2 separate regions of the Homo sapiens genome follow, and region 2 is linked to region 1. Evidence: read pairs that join two places in POLR2A ChIA-PET (ENCODE). Cell type or tissue: A673. All regions are shown on one strand.

What was found. Peaks named below come from ENCODE experiments on the same cell type or tissue, not always from the same donor. Only the 100,000 strongest peaks of a DNase experiment are listed, where the experiment ranks them.
Region 2: POLR2A ChIA-PET joins it to region 1 with 6 read pairs; 2 of 35 experiments call an interaction of 5 or more read pairs at or near these places.

What each region holds. Positions count from the first base shown.
Region 1 is chr1:40,674,752-40,678,751 of GRCh38, reverse strand. It overlaps a transcript of RIMS3 not described here. Among named protein-coding and RNA genes, the nearest start is that of RIMS3, 11 kb to the right of the region's middle. In A673, no CTCF peak of the experiment used is centred here; a DNase peak (open chromatin) is centred at 2,041; H3K27ac peaks cover 994 bases.
Region 2 is chr1:41,121,269-41,125,268 of GRCh38, reverse strand. The region is part of intron 6 of SCMH1 (Scm polycomb group protein homolog 1); the gene reads left to right. Among named protein-coding and RNA genes, the nearest start is that of SLFNL1, 100 kb to the right of the region's middle. In A673, a CTCF peak has its summit at 1,988 (motif pointing right); a DNase peak (open chromatin) is centred at 1,888; H3K27ac peaks cover 424 bases.

The DNA.
Region 1 (4,000 bases):
GAGCTGCCCGCTAAGCTTTCAGCTGAGGCACTGGGCAAGGGGTGAGCGCCGACTCTGGAGCAAGCACAGGGAAAGCTGCTACTCCCTTCTGCTTCCTCACCTGTCCCCAGCTATTAGAACTGTGTTATGGAGAGCTTACTGCTTGCCTCCCAAGATAACTTGACTCCATGTTGTGGCTGAGAGGGATGGGCTCTGGAATGACCAGGTGGGAATGCAGCAATGAGCACAGTTGGCAAGGAGGCCCAAAACAGAGGGGCCGGGGAAGGATGTCCTTGCTGCAGAGTAGAGTTTAGGGAGGGAGGAGAGAAAGAGACTATTACCTTCCTTTTTTTGTTTGTTTGTTTGAGATGGAGTCTCACTCTGTCACCCAGGATGGAGCACAGTGGTGCAATCTCAGCTCACCGCAACCTCCACCTACCAGGTTCAAGCGATTTTCCTGCCTCAGCCTCCCAGGTAGCTGGGATTACAGGCGTGCGCCACTACACCAAGCTAATTTTTGTATTTTTAGTAGAGACGGGGTTTCACCATGTGGGCCAGGACAGTCTTGAACTCCTGACCTCAAGTGATCCACCCGCCTTGGCCTCCCAAAGTGCTGGGATTACAGGCATAAGCCACCGCACCTGGCCCTGCTTCCTTTTTTTTAGAGATACTGAGGGAGGGATAGACTGATGGTTCTCAACCTTTTCTGTCTTCTGCCAAGTGTTCCATAAGAAAAACAAGAAAACAGTGTTTTCCAACAGAATTTATTCTTGCCATTACCCAAGGAACAGTATTGAAAACATTACATCCAACCTAGCTTACTTCTGTGACCTCCTGGTGCTTCGCAAGCCACTGTGGGACAGCTAAGTCTCTGTAGAGGGTACAGGTTAAGATTATGAATGATCCCTGCAGGCACCAAAGGGGCATACATGTCAAGAACACGACTTTTCTTCAAGGTCCCTTGCCTTGGCTAGCAGTGTGCAAAATAGGGTTGGGCAGGTCTTGAGAAAATGACTATAAACATTAAGTGTGATCCTTTTTTTTTAATTAATTATTTATTTATTTATTATTTTTTGAGATGTAATCTCGCTCTGTCACCCAGGCTGGAGTGCAGTGGTGTGATCTCAGCTCACTGCAAGCTCCGCCTCCTGGGTTCACGCCATTCTCCTGCCTCAGCCTCCCAAGTAGCTGGGACTACGGGCGCCCGCCACCATGCCTGGCTAATTTTTTGTATTTTTAGTGAAGACGGGGTTTCACCGTGTTAGCCAGGATGGTCTCGATCTCCTGACCTCGTGATCCGCCTGCCTTGGCCTCCCAAAGTGCTGGGATTACAGGCATGAGCCACCGCACCCGGCCAAGTGTGATCCTTGATTGTAAGCCTTATAGATCCTACTGAGCCATCAACCTGCTTTGTGACCTTGGGCAAGTCACTTAATCAAGTTCAATCTCAATATTTCCACCTTATATTAGGCCGGCACGGTGGCTCACACCTGTAATCCCAGCACTCTGGGAGGCTGAGGCGGGCAGATCACCTGAGGTCAGGAGTTCGAGACCAGCCTGGCCAACATGGTGAAACCCCATTTCTACTAAAAATAATTTTTAAAAAATTAGCTGGGCATGGTGGTGCACACCTGTGATCCCAGCTATTCAGGTTGTTGAGGCAGGAAAATCACTTGAACCTGGGAGGCAGAGGTTGCAGTGAGCTGAGATTGCACCACTGCACTCCAGCCTGGGTGACAGAGAGAGACTCTATCTCAAAAAAAAAAAAAAATTCCACCTGTTTTTAAAAAAGGCATAGGAATAATTTATTTTACATTATTTGAAAATAAATTGTCCTAAGGGGGTAGAGGGAATGGGAGAAGTGATAGATATTATCCAGGTATTATCCTCTGCCTCTCCTTCTTGTCCATCCTGCCTGAGTTTTTTTCATCAAGTAAGATGATAAGTGTTAAAATGCTCTGAAAAGTGCAAAACACCATACAAAAGCAAGGGAGTATTATTATCAACATAGTTGTTAGCTTAGGAGGATGAAGGCAGGGCACAGGCTCAGAGCCAAACAGCTGGAAGGCAGGAAATCTTAATACCAAAGAAGGAAACTTTTTTTGTTCAAATTCTTCCTGGAGTGGCACTTTTTTTTAGAGCAGATTTGGCACTGAAATCCTCTGAAATGCTGAAGTGGGTCCAGAAAAGTATTAAGGGGGTACGTAGGGCATTCAGGAGCCAAAAGACACTGGAGAAACACCAGCCCTGGTTCCTCAGTTCCTTTGTGATCCAACAAAAGATACAATCGAAGGAGGAGTCGAATTGTATCAGCGGGTCTCAGGTTCAAAGCCAGGTGGGTGTTGGATCCTCTAACAGGCTCTTTAACCAGCCACCACGCTATTTTGGGAGCCAGGATGTCAGGGGCACTCTGTAACTAATACTGAACTCAGGTGCCAACAACCTAAAAACCATCCCCTCTACACAGTGTTCAGAAAGAACACTGACCTGGAGAGGACTTTAGAGACAATCTAGTCAGACCGAGGCTCAGAGAGGGGCAGGGACTTGCCAAGATAACACAGTAGAGTCAGGCTCATTGGGCTGCAGAAGCCCACCCAATTTAGCTCAAGTACAAAGGAGTTTCTTGTAAAGACTGGAACTGAAAGGCAGGATGAAGGATAGAGGTCTAGGACTCACTGGTCTATTTATTCTCTATCTTCTCACCACTCCTCATCACTGGATAGGATTGCTCCTTCCCCCTCTACCTACAGTCAGGCTTCTGCCTTCTCTTGGTCTCTGATCCTACTTCTCTGGGCCTGCACATGGCTTTCCTGGCCAAGACCTACTTGTCTATGACTTTTTTTTTTTGACAGGGTCTTGCTCTGTCACCCAGGCTGGAGTACAGTGCCACGATCATCACTCACTGCAACCTCTGCATCCTGGGCTCAAACAATCTTCCTGCCTCAGCCTCCCAAGTAGCTGGGACTACAGGCATGTGTCACTATGCCTGGCTAATTTTTTTTTTTTTTTTTTTTGAGATGGAGTTTCACTCTTGTTTCCCAGGCTGGAGTGCAATGGCACGATCTCAGCTCACCGCAACCTCCGCCTCCCAGGTTCAAGTGATTCTCCTGCCTCAGCCTCCTGAGTAGCTGAGATTACAGGTGTGTACCACCACGACTGGCTAATTTTTGTATTTTTAGTAGAGACAGGGTTTCACCATGTTTGCCAGGCTGGTCTCGAACTCCTGACCTTAGGTGATCCTCCTGTCTCAACCTCCCAAAGTGCTGGGATTACAGGCATGAGCCACCGTACCCAGCCTAATTTTTATATTTTTTGTAGAGACAGGGCTTTGCCATGTTGCTTAGGCTGGTCATGAATTCCTGGACTCAAGTGATCCACTTGCCTCAGCCTCCCAACCGGTTGGAATTACAGGCATGAGCCACCATACCTGGCTGTCTCTGACTTCTCTACTTCAACTCCTTCTGCCACCTGACAATTTCTTTCCTTTTTTTTTTTTCCTGAGACAGGGTCTCACTCTATCACCCAGGCTGTAGTGCAGTGGCATGGCACGATCTTGGCTCACTGCCACCTCTGCCTCCCAGGCTCAAATGATCCTCCCACCTCAGCCTCCAAAGTAGCTGAGAATACAGGCATGCACCACCATGCTTGGCTAATTAAAAAAAATTTTTTTTCCTTTCGTAGAGACAAAGTCTCACTGTTGTCCAGGCTGGTCTTGAGCTCCTGGGCTTAACTGATCCTCCCACCTTGACCTCTCGAAGTTCTGGGGTTTTGTGTGTGAGGCGCCATGCCTGGGACAACAATGTCTTTCTCTTCCTTGGTTCAATAAAGCCTCGAATCAGCCCATCTTAGATTGTTGTGCTAGGTTGTCTTAGTTCATTTTGTGCTGCTATATCAGAATATCTGAAACTAGGTAATTTATAAGGTATAGAAATATATTTCTTACAGCTCTAAAGCCTGGTAAGTCTAAGGTTTAGGGGTGCACACCTGGCAAGGGCCTTCTTGCTGTGTATTCCATGGCAGC
Region 2 (4,000 bases), 450 kb before region 1:
ATTTCAGCCTGGGGGACAAAGCAAAACCCTGTCTAAAAAAAATATATAGAAGGAATGAGAGAAAATTACTTTTTTGCAACTATTTTAATAATTGAGTCAGGCAAGAGTAACCAATAAATGCTTAAACTATTAGGTAAAAAAACATACTGAGGAATAGGATGTTCACAGTCTCAAAGTTTCTCTCCACTGATTGCCTGTAAATTACAAAGGGAAATTACAGTGAAGAACACTGTCAATCACCTCTTAACATGTGATCAAATTTTGTATCTTCAGTAATTAGACAAACTGACATTATGTGCCTCCTGCAGTATTGCAATGAGAAATACTCCACATCACCTGTATAATATTTTTTATCAAATCTCTTTAGCAGGCCAGGCCTAGCAGTTTATGCCTGTAATCAGAGCCAGCACTTTGGGAGGCTGAGGCGGAATGATTACTTGAGGCCAGAAATTCAAGACCAGCCTGGGCAATATAGCAAGTCCCCCATCACTACAAAAAATAGAAAAATTGGCCAGGTGTGGTGGTGCACACCCTTAGTCCTAGTTGCTCAGGGGGATCACCTGAGCCCAGGAGTTGAAGGCTGCTGTGAGCCATGATTGCACCACTGCACACCAGCCTGGGCAACAGAGAAAGACCCTGTCTCAAAATAAATAAATAAATAAATAAATAAATAAATAAGCTCTTCAGCATGAATGTAATTATGAGGAAACGATCAGAAGAAGTCCAAACTGTGGGACATTCTGTAAAACAATCCAGACTCTTCAAAAATGTCAGTGTCATACAAAGCAAACAAAAGGCAACAGGACTATTATACATGAATTCTACATTAAAGGAGACTGAAGAAACATGACAACCAATTGCAGTATGTGATTCTTGATTGGATCCTGTATTTAAAAATCAACAGTTTTAAAGAACATTTTAGGGACAAATGAGAATATTTTTAATTAAATTTCCTGAGTGTGATAATACTGCAATTTTGTAGGGGAATGTCTTTTTTCAAATATACTGATATATTTAGGGGTGAAGTGTCGTAACATCTCCAACTTTCATATAGTTCAGGGGTGGAAGCATTAATATATGTAGATGAAAAGCAGATGTGGGAAAATGGTAATAGTTGTTGAATCTAGTTGAAGGGTACATAATTGTTCATTATATAGTTTTTGCTATTTTCTCTAGGTTTATAACTTTTCAAAATAAAATTAAAAAAATAAAATTATTTATATATAATTGTACATATGTTTGTGTGTCCATGTTCCCCAGGCCTTCTCTGGACTTCTTTCTAGAGTTGCTGAATCAGAAGCTCTAGGTAATGGGGCTTGGGATTCTGCATGGCAAAATGGCTCTCCTGAGATACTGACACAACTGGTCTATATTTGGAAAACATTGCTCTGGAAGAGCATCCTTTTCCATTAAAATCTTGCATGGTGTATATGTATACGTATGTGTGTTCTGTTCTCATAAGGGATATTACTCTTTTGCAGTGGAGTCCTCCAAGGATAAAACATGTAGTAGAGTAGAATGATTCTCCTCAGTTATCTCAAAGCTGCCACTCTTCTCCTCACAGCTCCCTGTTATTACTGACTGATTCTTCTACTTAATACTGTGATTGTTTCTTCTAAAGAGGGCTGTCTAGAGCATAGTTCTCAAACTTGGCTACCTGTTAAAATCACCTAGGGAGCTCTTAAAATTTTCAGGGTCTAGGCCTTAACTTCAGATCAGTTAAATAGGGATTTCTGGGAGTGGATCTGATGTATTCTTTAATGTTCCCTAGGGGATTCCAGTCCAAGTTTGAGAGTCACTGAGCTGGAGTAGAAGCTAGCCTTTAATGAGGCCCCTAGTCAAGTGAGTCACGATCTCAGTGTAAACTGCTTACCCAGCAAATTTGGTCACATGCTTTAGTATATACAGTAACTTCAAAGGAATCCTTTGTATGTTTCTGTCACTGATCAATTCCTGGTGTGAATGCTCTTCTGTTACCTGCCACCAGAGGGCATGGACTATGATTAGATTATAGTCCTGCTGCTCCACATGTATGTATGTATGTATTGAGGCAGAGTCTCGCTGTGTCACTCAGGCTGGAATGCAGCGTCACAATCATAGCTCACTGCAGCCTCGACATCCCCAGGCTACAGCAGTCATCCTGCATGAGCCTTCCACGTAGCTGGGACTACAAGCACACACCACCACACCCAGCTAATTTTTTGTATTTTTTGTAGAAACAGGGTCTCACTGTGTTGCCCAGGCTGGTCTTTAAATTTTGGGCTGAAGTGATCCTCCTGCGTCAGTCTCCCAAAATGCTGCGATTACAGGTGAAAGCCACTGTGCCCGGCCTGCAGCTCCACTCTTAAATCCAGTTTCATCAGCTGGCCAGTTTAAAGAGATGGACCCTAGCTTATCCAGTGGTCCCATAGTCTTGGGAGCACCTAGAAGCACTTTAGAAGTGGTTCTTTATGAAGTTTTAAAAAATGAATCCTTGGTAAACACAGAGCACTTGCAGCCTGTGTTTGGAATTAAAAGAGATCTGACTTTGTAATATTAACTTAGCCACTCACTACCTTAGTTGTGTGACTACTGGTAAGTTGCTTTACCTTGACTTGTAACGTTGAGTTTCAGTGCCCTTACCTGCAAGATGATTAATAAATTCTTCCCCATGTTGTTTTTGTGGATTAAGTGGAATAACATAATAAAGCGTTCATCAATTCTTGGCACCCATTTAATAAATGGAGGGTTTTTTCCTTAATTCAATAAAACTATCAAGGATTTTGTATTCTAGTTGGAGAAGACATACACATTAAACTTTTTAAAAAGAAAATTCAGATGGTGATAGGGGCTAGGAATAAATAAGAAGGAAGCAGGATAGATTTAGGAGTCTATTTTGGGTAAAGTAGTCAAGGAACACCTTTCTGAGGAAGTGATGTCTCAGCAAATAACTAACTGTAAAGAGTTGATTAAAAGGTGTTTGAGGCAGAGGGAAACAGCTTGGTATATTTGAGAACAGAAAGACCAATGAATAGGGGTACAAGGGAGTGATAAGAGATGAGTAATGAGGAGTAAGCAAGGTCCAGATCATGTAAGCCTTGTAAACATGAATAATAAAGAGTTTAGATCTGTTTTGTGTTGTGAAATTTGAGCATAAGGTAATGTGACCTGATTTATATTTTTAAAAACATAACCATATTATTCTGGCTGCAAAAGTAGAGGGCTGAGGTCCAGTTAGAAGGCTGTTGGAGTTGTCTAGGCAAAGTTTGACTCTGGCTTAAATTAGGGTAATATAGCAGTAGAGATGGTGAAATGTGGGTCGATCTAGCATATATTAAGTGGGAAAGCCATCAAGACTTGCTGATTAATTGGGTTTGGTGGGTGATAGAAAGGGAAGAATCAAGGATGACTTCTAGTCTTTTAGGTCTGAGCACCTGGGTTTAATAAGGGGTGCCACCTATTAAACTGAGATGGGATAACTGGAGGAAAGAACAAGTTTGGAGGGAATAGTAGAATCAAGAGTACTGTCTTAAACTTATTCATTTTACGTTTTCTTAGACATCCAAGTAGAGTTATAGACTGAGGTAGTTGGATATATGAACATGAAACCCTGAGCAGAGGTTTTGGCTAGATATATAAATTGACAGTCATCATTTAACAGGAAGAAAGTGGGGACCAAGAAGAAGACAGAAGCAATGACTGAGCACTGAGGTGCTCTACATTTAGAGATTAGGATTTCCTCTTACCCACCTGTCCTTTTCCTTATAGACAGCCTAGGTCGTTGCCTAATTTGAATAGAGCCTCAAATTACTGTTTTCATCTTCCTTCTTTTCTCTCTTTCACAAGTTTATGACTCCAACCCTTCTTACCTAGAGACAGTGTGGTAGGACTGAGTGATAAAATATTTGACGATATTAATGTGATGATTAGTTATGAAAGCTCTGGAGACGGAGTAGTTGGGTTCAAATCCTGGCTCTGCTATTTACTAACTTACTAACTTTGGATATTTTACTTAATTTCT